Linked DNA regions of Homo sapiens: regions 1 and 2 are each linked to region 3. The links are chromatin contacts, found by Hi-C or POLR2A ChIA-PET in ENCODE. All regions are on one chromosome and are shown on one strand. Each heading gives the region's core, a stretch centred on a gene start or an enhancer-like site at or near the end of the contact. The rest is flanking DNA. Distances are from core to core; before and after follow the strand shown.

Region 1 (2,700 bases), core at 201-2,700, 800 kb before region 3:
GCACATATACACCATGGAATACTATGCAGCCATAAAAATGATGAGTTCATGTCCTTTGTAGGGTCATGGATGAAATTGGAAATCATCATTCTCAGTAAACTACTGCAAGGACAAAAAACCAAACACCGCATATTCTCACTCATAGGTGGGAATTGAACAATGAGAACACATGGACACAGGAAGGGGAACATCACACTCTGGGGACTGTTGTGGGGTGGGGGGAGGGGGGAGGGATAGCATTAGGAGATATACCTAATGCTAAATGACGAGTTAATGGGTGCAGCACCCCAGCATGGCACATGTATACATATGTAACTAACCTGCACATTGTGCACATGTACCCTAAAACTTAAAGTAGAATAATAATAAAATAAAATAAAAAAGACTTGTTTTTGGCCTAACTTATGATCTATCCTGGAGAATTTTCTATGTGTGCTTGAGAATATTATATATTCTATTGGATAAAATATTCCGTAGGTCCTTTTTGTCTAAAGTGTATTTCAAGTTCAATGTTTCCCTATCGATTTTCTGTCTGGATGATCTGTGAATTGTTGAAGATGGGGTCTTGAAGTCTCCTACCATTATTGTATTGCAGTCTACTTCTCCCTTCAGATCTATTAATATTTGTTTTATATATTTAGGTGCTTCTATGTTGGGTGCATATATTAAATATGTTTATAATTATTCGATATTCACGATGAATTTATCTCATTATCATTATATAATGACCTTTAAGATCTTTTATGGTTTTTGACTTTAAGTCTATTTTATTTGACATATGTGTAGTTATCCTTGCTCTCTTTTGAATGATTGATGGAATAGATAAATGTCATGAATTGTTTTCTGCATGGGGGCACAGTGCACCATGTCACAAGAGACAGTCTAAGTACAAACTGATATTGTTAAAACATCAATATAGTCATTGTGGGATCAATAAAAACTTTTCATAGATTTTTATACATTACTGTTTTTATTCTGAATTGCATAAGATGGACGGGCACCCTATCTTTTAGTGTTTAGAACCTCTAAATGTTTTAATGTGGTAACACTTGAAAAACAGAAATGAATATGACCTAGTCCCCTGCTCCAGAGCAGCTCTAGGGAAGAGAGACATAGACACAAGGTATAACAACACTATGTAAATAGTGTTGGGATAGAGGGTCTGTAGGAAGGGTTGGTGTGGGAGTTCAGAGAACTACATTCCTCCTAGGGGAAACAGGAGAATCAAATAGGAACGGAGATACAGAGTGGGGAATAGAGAAGTCAAATGGAGAATAAGAGGGAGTGATAACTGAATAGGGGTAGTAAGAAGAAAAAGGGAGCTACATTGAGGAGAATGGAAAGTTGAAAGTAGGTATGGAGGGGAGGAGACTGACAGGCAGGAACGGAGACCCCCCTCTGGAGGCGGAAAGAGGCAGGACCACTTCCGGCCAGGGAGGGGGATAGGCTCAGACACAAGGAGAGGCTTGGAGAGAGCAGACGCCTTCTGGATTCAAGAAGACGAGGTGAGCTGAGGTACCTGGCTTTAGTGAAGACCCTGTGGGGGCTTCCTGGCTGCGGCTTCGACGTGCCTGACTCCACACGCCCCTAAGGTTTGAAGAAAACCTGCTGGAGGTTTGGGACCTAACCGCATCAAAGTCGCCTTTAGCGGTGCCTGGACCCAGTTCGCACGGGAGGAAGTAGGAGGCAGAATCCCCTTTGGGCCACAGAAAGTAACGATCTGGACTCGGTTCGGGCCGTGAAAGGGAGGGATGCAGACCTAGTTGGGACCGCAGAAAGGAAGGATCGAGAAATCCTTCAGACGGTAGCAAGAGGGGAGGAGGATACACACAGTTCGGGAGGGAGATAGGAGACGGCAGGACTCCGTTTAGGCTGGAGAAAGGGGGCAGTACCCCGTTTGGGCCACAGAATGGAGGGATCGGGACCCAGAGATAAGAGTGGGCAGCATCCCTTTTGAGCAACGGAAAGGACCAGACTCAGACAGGAGAAAGGAGGGGATATGACCCGGTTGGTTCCGGTTTGAAAGGGAAGAGACAGGACCTGGTAGGGTTTGAGAACAGGAATACACAGAAGGTTCATACAGTTGGATTTGGGGGTGAGGTATTCATGTTGCAGAAAGGGCGGAGCTGCACACTTGCAGACGTGGAAAGAGGGGGGAGTGGTGTTGGTTGGGGAAGGGGTGGTGCAGAGACGTACCGCAGAGCGGAGGGAGGGGGCTTATTAAAGGAAGGGAAGATGAAGAGAAATGCTGCAGAGCGGAGGGAGGGGGGTGTATTGGGAAGGGGCGGTGCGTGGCAGTACCGCAGAGGAGAGATGGGCGGTGTTGGGGTAGGGGCGGTGCGGAGTGGTACTGCAGAGCGGAGGGAGGGGGCTAGTGTTGGGGGAAGGGTTGGATCGAGATGTGATGCAGTTAGAAAGAGTGGGTCGGGGTGGCGCCAAGATGTTCTGTTGCTCTGAGAGCAGGGGGCAGATGTGGGATTGAGCTGGTTAGAAACTGTCCGGTTTACCAAGGCGCATGCGCGCGGAGGGCATTGAAGAATGGTTCTTTTGGGATAGAGGTGGGCCTAAGATGGGGGGTGGGGGCGCCTCTAGTCGGTGCGCATGCGCACTATCGAGTTGCGGAGGGGGCGTGTAAAGGGGTGGGGTCGTAGAACTGACTCTCTCGGAGGCAAAAGGAGCTGGGCCTTGGAAACCAGATGG
Region 2 (2,956 bases), core at 457-2,956, 910 kb before region 3:
CTAGGTGTTCTTTCTAAAACACAAACCTATGCTGTATCCTTGCCTAGAATTCTTTAGTAACTCCTGGGTGCTCTCAGGATCAACACCAAAGTCCTCATCTTGGCATTCTAAACTTGCCAACTTGCCATGATTTGGAAGGGGTGGGGAATTTGAGATGCCAGAAGTAGAAGAAAAGGAGGGGCTATGTCTAGTGTGGATAAGGGAGAAAATCTAGGAGGCAAGAACATGGTGAACTGATATCACACACTTGGAGAAAGCAATAATTCAGAGAAAGAGAAAAGACAGGAAAACAGAAGCCTGCCTTGAATATGCAAGAAATTTGTGTGTTTGTCTATCTTGAATTATCCATGGAACACAGGGATTCATTATATGTTATTTACATAGTAAAAGGTGACCACATAAAGCAGAAGACTTGTGTCCATTTGAATTACATTTATATGTGGAAAGGCACTGAATATTATTTCTGCAACTAACAGTTGTGCTGAATTTTATTATGGTTTCTAATAACTTTTTAGTTGATGCTCTTGGGTTTTCCAGGTCTGCATTTATATATTCAGTAATTAATGATGATTTGTCTATTTCCTATTATTTTACATCTTATTTTGTTCTCTTGAACAGATCCAATTGGTTATGTGAATTTATTATGTGATAGAGGTGCCATTTCAAAGCAGAGAGGGAAAAGATGGATTAGTTTGCACATGATGTAGAGGTAAGAGACTATGATTTTGAAGAGTAATCAAGCTGAATCCGTATAGAAAATAAATTTTGAAATGATCAAACATCTAAATGTAAATAATAAAGCCACAAAAGTGCTTGAAAAAAAAAACGGGGTTTGTTATAGGAGTGTGAAAAGCATCTTTAAGCAAGCAGCAGAATCCAGTTGTGATGAAGGAAAAATGGATATATTTGACTACATAATAATTAAACATTTTTGTTTGGCAAAAATTATCATAAATAACATGAAAAATATTTGTAATATGTGACATGTACAGGAGAGACATTGCTGGCGGGAATGTTATCCATTTACTTTTTAGGAGTAAGTTGACAAATTTTGCATCAAAATGGAAGACTTTTTTGTAGCATTTGAGCTAGCAAAAAATACCATAAATAACAAAAAGTGCACCAAGCAATCTAAATGTACATGTGTACTGGACTGGTTCAATAAATTATGGGACATCTATGCAAGAAAAGATCATGCAGCTGTTTAGAAAAATGTGCACTAACGGAAAGATGTTTTATATATAACTGGAAAAAAACAGGTCGCAGAACAGAAGGTATGTATAGTGTACCATTTGTCGGAGAGAGAACCTGAATAATTAGTATACGAATAGAAAAAAAATCTGGATAGCAAAATGTTAATAGTGGTTATTTCTGGGAGATGAGTGGCCTTTCATTGGTGTGTTATATATTACTGCATTGTTTGAATTTTTACAACAACAACAAAAGAACAACATATTACCTTTGTAATAAGAAAAAATGAAGATATAAAAATAAATTCAATGAATGACTTGCTTTCAGGGGGCGGTTTGAGTTGGAAGAGCTTCAGACTGAGCCTGGTACAGTGGCATAAACATGGGCTTTGGCGTCAGACAGCCCTGAGCGGGGCCCCATTGCCCCACCCCCGAGGAAGGCGAGGGGGGGTGGCAGGGGGCTGCGGAAAGGGGCTGGGCTGGGTTGGGCTGTCTGCAGCTCTAGTCCAGGAGGCTGAGACTTCGAGAGGGACTTAGAGAAGGCAGACGCATCCCGAACTCGCTGGAGGACAAGGTGAGGGGCGTTGATATTGGGGTTTTATGGAGGTCAGACAGTGGTTCCAGACCCCTCGAACCCATAGCCAGGCAGATGAGCAATTCTTACTGCACCACTGCAGCTGAAGCAGAGGTGACCTGGAGTGGGGTGTAGGCAATGAGGACGACTGAGAAAGTAGTAGGCTGTACAGACTGGGAGCAGAGACTAGCGGAGGGAGGAGGGGAGAAAAACGGGGAACCAGGAATGTTGGGAGGGGGACGAGGAATACAAGGAGGGAGGGGAACACTGAGGGGGAGTGAAGATCCAGAGAAGAGAATCGGGGATGCAGAGAGGGATTAAGGAATACTGAGGGGCAGGGTGTGCAAACGTAACACGGAGGAGGATGTAAGAAATGGGAAGAAGGAATTCTGGAGTAAATAGGAAATGTGAGGTAGGAATAGGGAGTAGGGAGCCAGGCTAAGGGAATACGGAGGGGGGCATAAGGAATGAGGAGCAGGGAGCGGGGGAGGGGCAGACAGGCTGGGACGGAGGCCCCCTAGGGAGGCGGAAAGGGGCGGGACCACTTCCGGCCTAGAGAGGGGAGGGCAGTCTCCGAGTTTCGGAGGGGCTTGGAGTGAGTGGACGCACTCGGGAATTGTAGGAGGACGAGGTGAGCAGCCGGGTCGGCTTTTGGATGAGAGCCCCGCTAGGGGTCGGCCCCACCCTCTGGGATCTGGAGAAAACCTGCCTTAAGGACCGGATCGTACCGGATCCATCCGGCTGGGAAGGGAGGGGACTGGACCCGGTTTGGCCGGGCCCAAGATGGAATCACTAGCTCAGTATTTATTTGAGGAGGGGGTGTAATAGGGAAGGGGCGGAACCAAGATGCGCCTGTTTGGAGGGGGGCGTGTTAGGAAGAAGGGCGGGGCCAAGAGACACTGGACTCTGTAGGGCGTGAGTAGGGGAGGGGCCGGGTCCACCAGACACTGCGACAATTTTGGAGGAAGGCTTGTTGGGCAGGGGGCGGGACCGAATGGTACTGCGGACCTGGAGAGGGGCGTGTGTTGGGGCAGAGTGCCAGACTGAGACCACGACCATTGCGCATGCGCACTATGTTTCGCTAGAAAGGGGCGTGTTGAGAAGGGCCAGCACTGAGAAGAGCCAGCTGCTGAATGCGCATGTGCACGGTGGACATCAAAGAAAGGGCTCGTGCTGGGAAAGCGGGCGGGGC
Region 3 (2,700 bases), core at 193-2,692:
GAGGTTCAGACTCTTGCAGCTGGAGGCTGCATGGCCCCTGAATTGTAATTTCTAATCTTGTAATCTTGTGGCTAATTTGTTAGTCCTGCAAAGGCCGACTGGTTCCCAGGTAAGAAGGTTTTTTTGTTTTTTTGTTTTTTTTTAGTGGGGGGCAGCGGGAGGGAGAAAGGGCTATTATCAATTTTGTATCAGAGTTAAACTATAAACTAAATTCCTTCCCAAGGTTAGTTCGGCCTACGCCCAGGAATGAACAAGGACACCTTAAAGGTTAGATGTAAGATGGAGTCGGTGAGGTCTGATCTCTTTCACTGTCATAATTTCCTCAGTTACAGTTTTTGCAAAGGCAGTTTCAATAATAGTACTCTGTTTCCTGCAGTTTCTCTTCCTTCCTTCCCTTTTTTTCTTATCAAAGTAATATATGTACACACTTACGTGTAAATAATACATGTAGTATATCATATATTAATTATAAATAATATAATTAAACTACACATTTATTTAAAATAACATATTTATAACATATTATTTAAGTATTAGTTGATTATATTAAATATAATTAAATGTCATATTAATCTTATTATTATATATCATTTATACATTATAGAAATATATATAGCACAGAAGGGCTTCAGATAAAAAATAATAGTCCCCTGACATATCACGTCCTATCCCCTACCCCATTCTCCAGAAGGAACATCTTTGAACCCCTCTGGGCATTTTTCCTGGTGTGCATATCCCTACCAGTAGTCTTTCTGTTCTCAATTCTAGACTTCACTTATTTACAGATGGGGTCTCGCTATGTTGGCCAGGTTGGTCTTGAACTCCTGGCCTCAAGTGATCCTCCCTCCCCAGCCTCCCAAAGTGCTGGGATTAAAGGCATGACCCACCACTCCCAGCCCTAGACTTTATTTATTGACTTCTTACTATGGTACTTCCTTCACTTCCTGTTTTAAACAAGTGGGAAGATGAATGTGTGTGTTAAAATTCCTGATGAATCCCTGGTTTCAGCAATAACGATAATTTATACAGTATTTGCTATGTGGAAGACACAGTTCTAAGCGCTTTGGATGTATTAATCATTTAATTACAAACTCGATTGCAAGAATTAACAATAAAAAGCAGGAAGGCAAAGACAATGCTCGGTCTTCCCAGTCAAAAACCATTACCGGTAACCAGCAGTAAAAAAGAGAAGCTCAGAGGCACTGAAATTGCAACCGGCTCCTTTAATTCTCCATAGCGGATGGGTGGGGCCAGGCCCACCCACATTAGAGAGGCTGAAGGCTCCCAGCGCCCTACCCCGCCCGAGGGGCGGAGCCTGAGCCAAGGCCACGTGATGATGACAGACGGCACTCTGGCTTTCCTGGAGCTGTCTCTATGGTATTCTTCCCAGCCCACCCGTCCCTTTGGTAGCGGCAGTCACGTGACAGACTCCGGGGTAAGGCAGATGCCCACGTGATCCTGGCCTGCAGTTGGGTGGCTGCGGTGAGATACCTGGGTTCCTGAAGGGCGGGTGGTTAGGTCGTAACTACTGCCCCCGCCGGCTGACTCTCCGAGCGGCCGGGCTCGGAAGCCACGAGCCAGCTGAGGCGTTCTCCGCTTAGTGCCTACGGCATGGGTCAGCTCTTTCTGCCACCTCCGCCTTCGCGGTCCTCACCTCTTTGCGGGTGAAGTTACCTTTGGGTTTCCAGACCTTGGGGGCCTGAGGCCCAAACTCGGGACGAACCCCTAACCCACCTCTCTTTTCCTGTCATTCTCCAACTCTTACTTTGTACCACGGAATCACTTGGCCTTAAAGCTAGCCAGCTCGGCCGTGCCTTGAGGCCAGGTTCGAGAGATAAAGGTAACCGTGGGGAAAGCGGCCCCCCAGTGGACAAAGGCGGAGGCAAGAATAGAGCAGGCCTGAGGGCCATAGGCGATGAGAATAGGCAGTTGAGGGGTGAAAAAGAAAACAAACAAACAACAACAACAAACCCTGAAGAGTACTGAAGATTTAGAAGGGACTGGAAAGGACTTGTTGCGCAATGGAAGAATCTGACTCTGAGAAAACGACGGAGAAAGAAAATCTGGGGCCGAGAATGGATCCACCACTAGGGGAACCGGAAGGATCGCTTGGGTGGGTGAAGGGTATTTGTGAAACCTGGAAGTGGGGGTGTTCAAATTGAAGAGAGTATTGTGAATTAGAACACTTCTCCCCACCCCGCACCATGATAAATTGCTTTGATTTACCAGTAATGTTGATTGGGATTATGCTTTGGACGACAGGATAAACTGGAAAGCGAATTGGTGCTAACTGATCAGAAACAACCCTTGGGAAGGGGCTGATATTCCTGGTGGTGGTGCTGGGGGAGTGTTCTAATTAAAGCAGTTATGAGTTGCTTTGAATTATCAGTAAAGGAGATTTGCTGTCACCAGGTTGGGGATGGAAAGACTAGAAAGAAGATTTGCATTTCCAGGTCAGAGCTTGAGGGTGTTTTCTGTGCCAATTTGTACCTGAATTTGAGACTTACATCTACTTTGTGTCTGTGATGAGTGAAATAGGGCTTGGAAGGACAGCTGAAGGACTAAAAAGATACTTCCAGATTTTAAAATTAGGAGGCTGAATGTTTTTTATACATAGAAGATATTCAATACTCAGTCCTCAAGTAGAGGATATCAATATATTCTGTTTTTTTAGAAATAGAAGATATTGTTTGATTAAAG

What was found. Hi-C counts contacts between places; a loop is a spot of excess contacts on that map. ChIA-PET counts read pairs that join two places held with the same protein, here RNA polymerase II (POLR2A). Pooled maps may share reads with other maps.
Region 1: a loop to region 3 is called in a map of CD4-positive, alpha-beta T cell, with 7 times the contacts of the local background. The contact joins the promoter of TRO here to the promoter of RRAGB in region 3. A Hi-C loop is called at or near these places in 1 of 168 maps with a recorded cell type or tissue (CD4-positive, alpha-beta T cell), 1 of 37 single-sample maps with no recorded cell type and 6 of 50 pooled maps.
Region 2: a loop to region 3 is called in a map of B cell, with 11 times the contacts of the local background. The contact joins the promoter of MAGED2 here to the promoter of RRAGB in region 3. A Hi-C loop is called at or near these places in 8 of 168 maps with a recorded cell type or tissue (B cell, CD14-positive monocyte, CD4-positive, alpha-beta T cell and 4 more), 3 of 37 single-sample maps with no recorded cell type and 23 of 50 pooled maps. POLR2A ChIA-PET finds 5 or more read pairs at or near these places in 1 of 52 experiments (activated CD8-positive, alpha-beta T cell).

Annotation. Positions count from the first base shown.
Region 1 is chrX:54,919,374-54,922,073 of GRCh38, forward strand. It overlaps TRO (trophinin), which reads left to right and starts at 1,451. Exons shown (of 13, transcript NM_001039705.3): 1 at 1,451-1,505.
Region 2 is chrX:54,806,039-54,808,994 of GRCh38, forward strand. It overlaps MAGED2 (MAGE family member D2), which reads left to right and starts at 1,707. Exons shown (of 13, transcript NM_177433.3): 1 at 1,707-1,764.
Region 3 is chrX:55,716,307-55,719,006 of GRCh38, forward strand. RRAGB (Ras related GTP binding B) reads left to right here and starts at 1,443. Exons shown (of 10, transcript NM_006064.5): 1 at 1,443-2,113. The coding sequence starts at 2,022. RefSeq lists enhancers at 1,572-1,771, 1,932-2,061.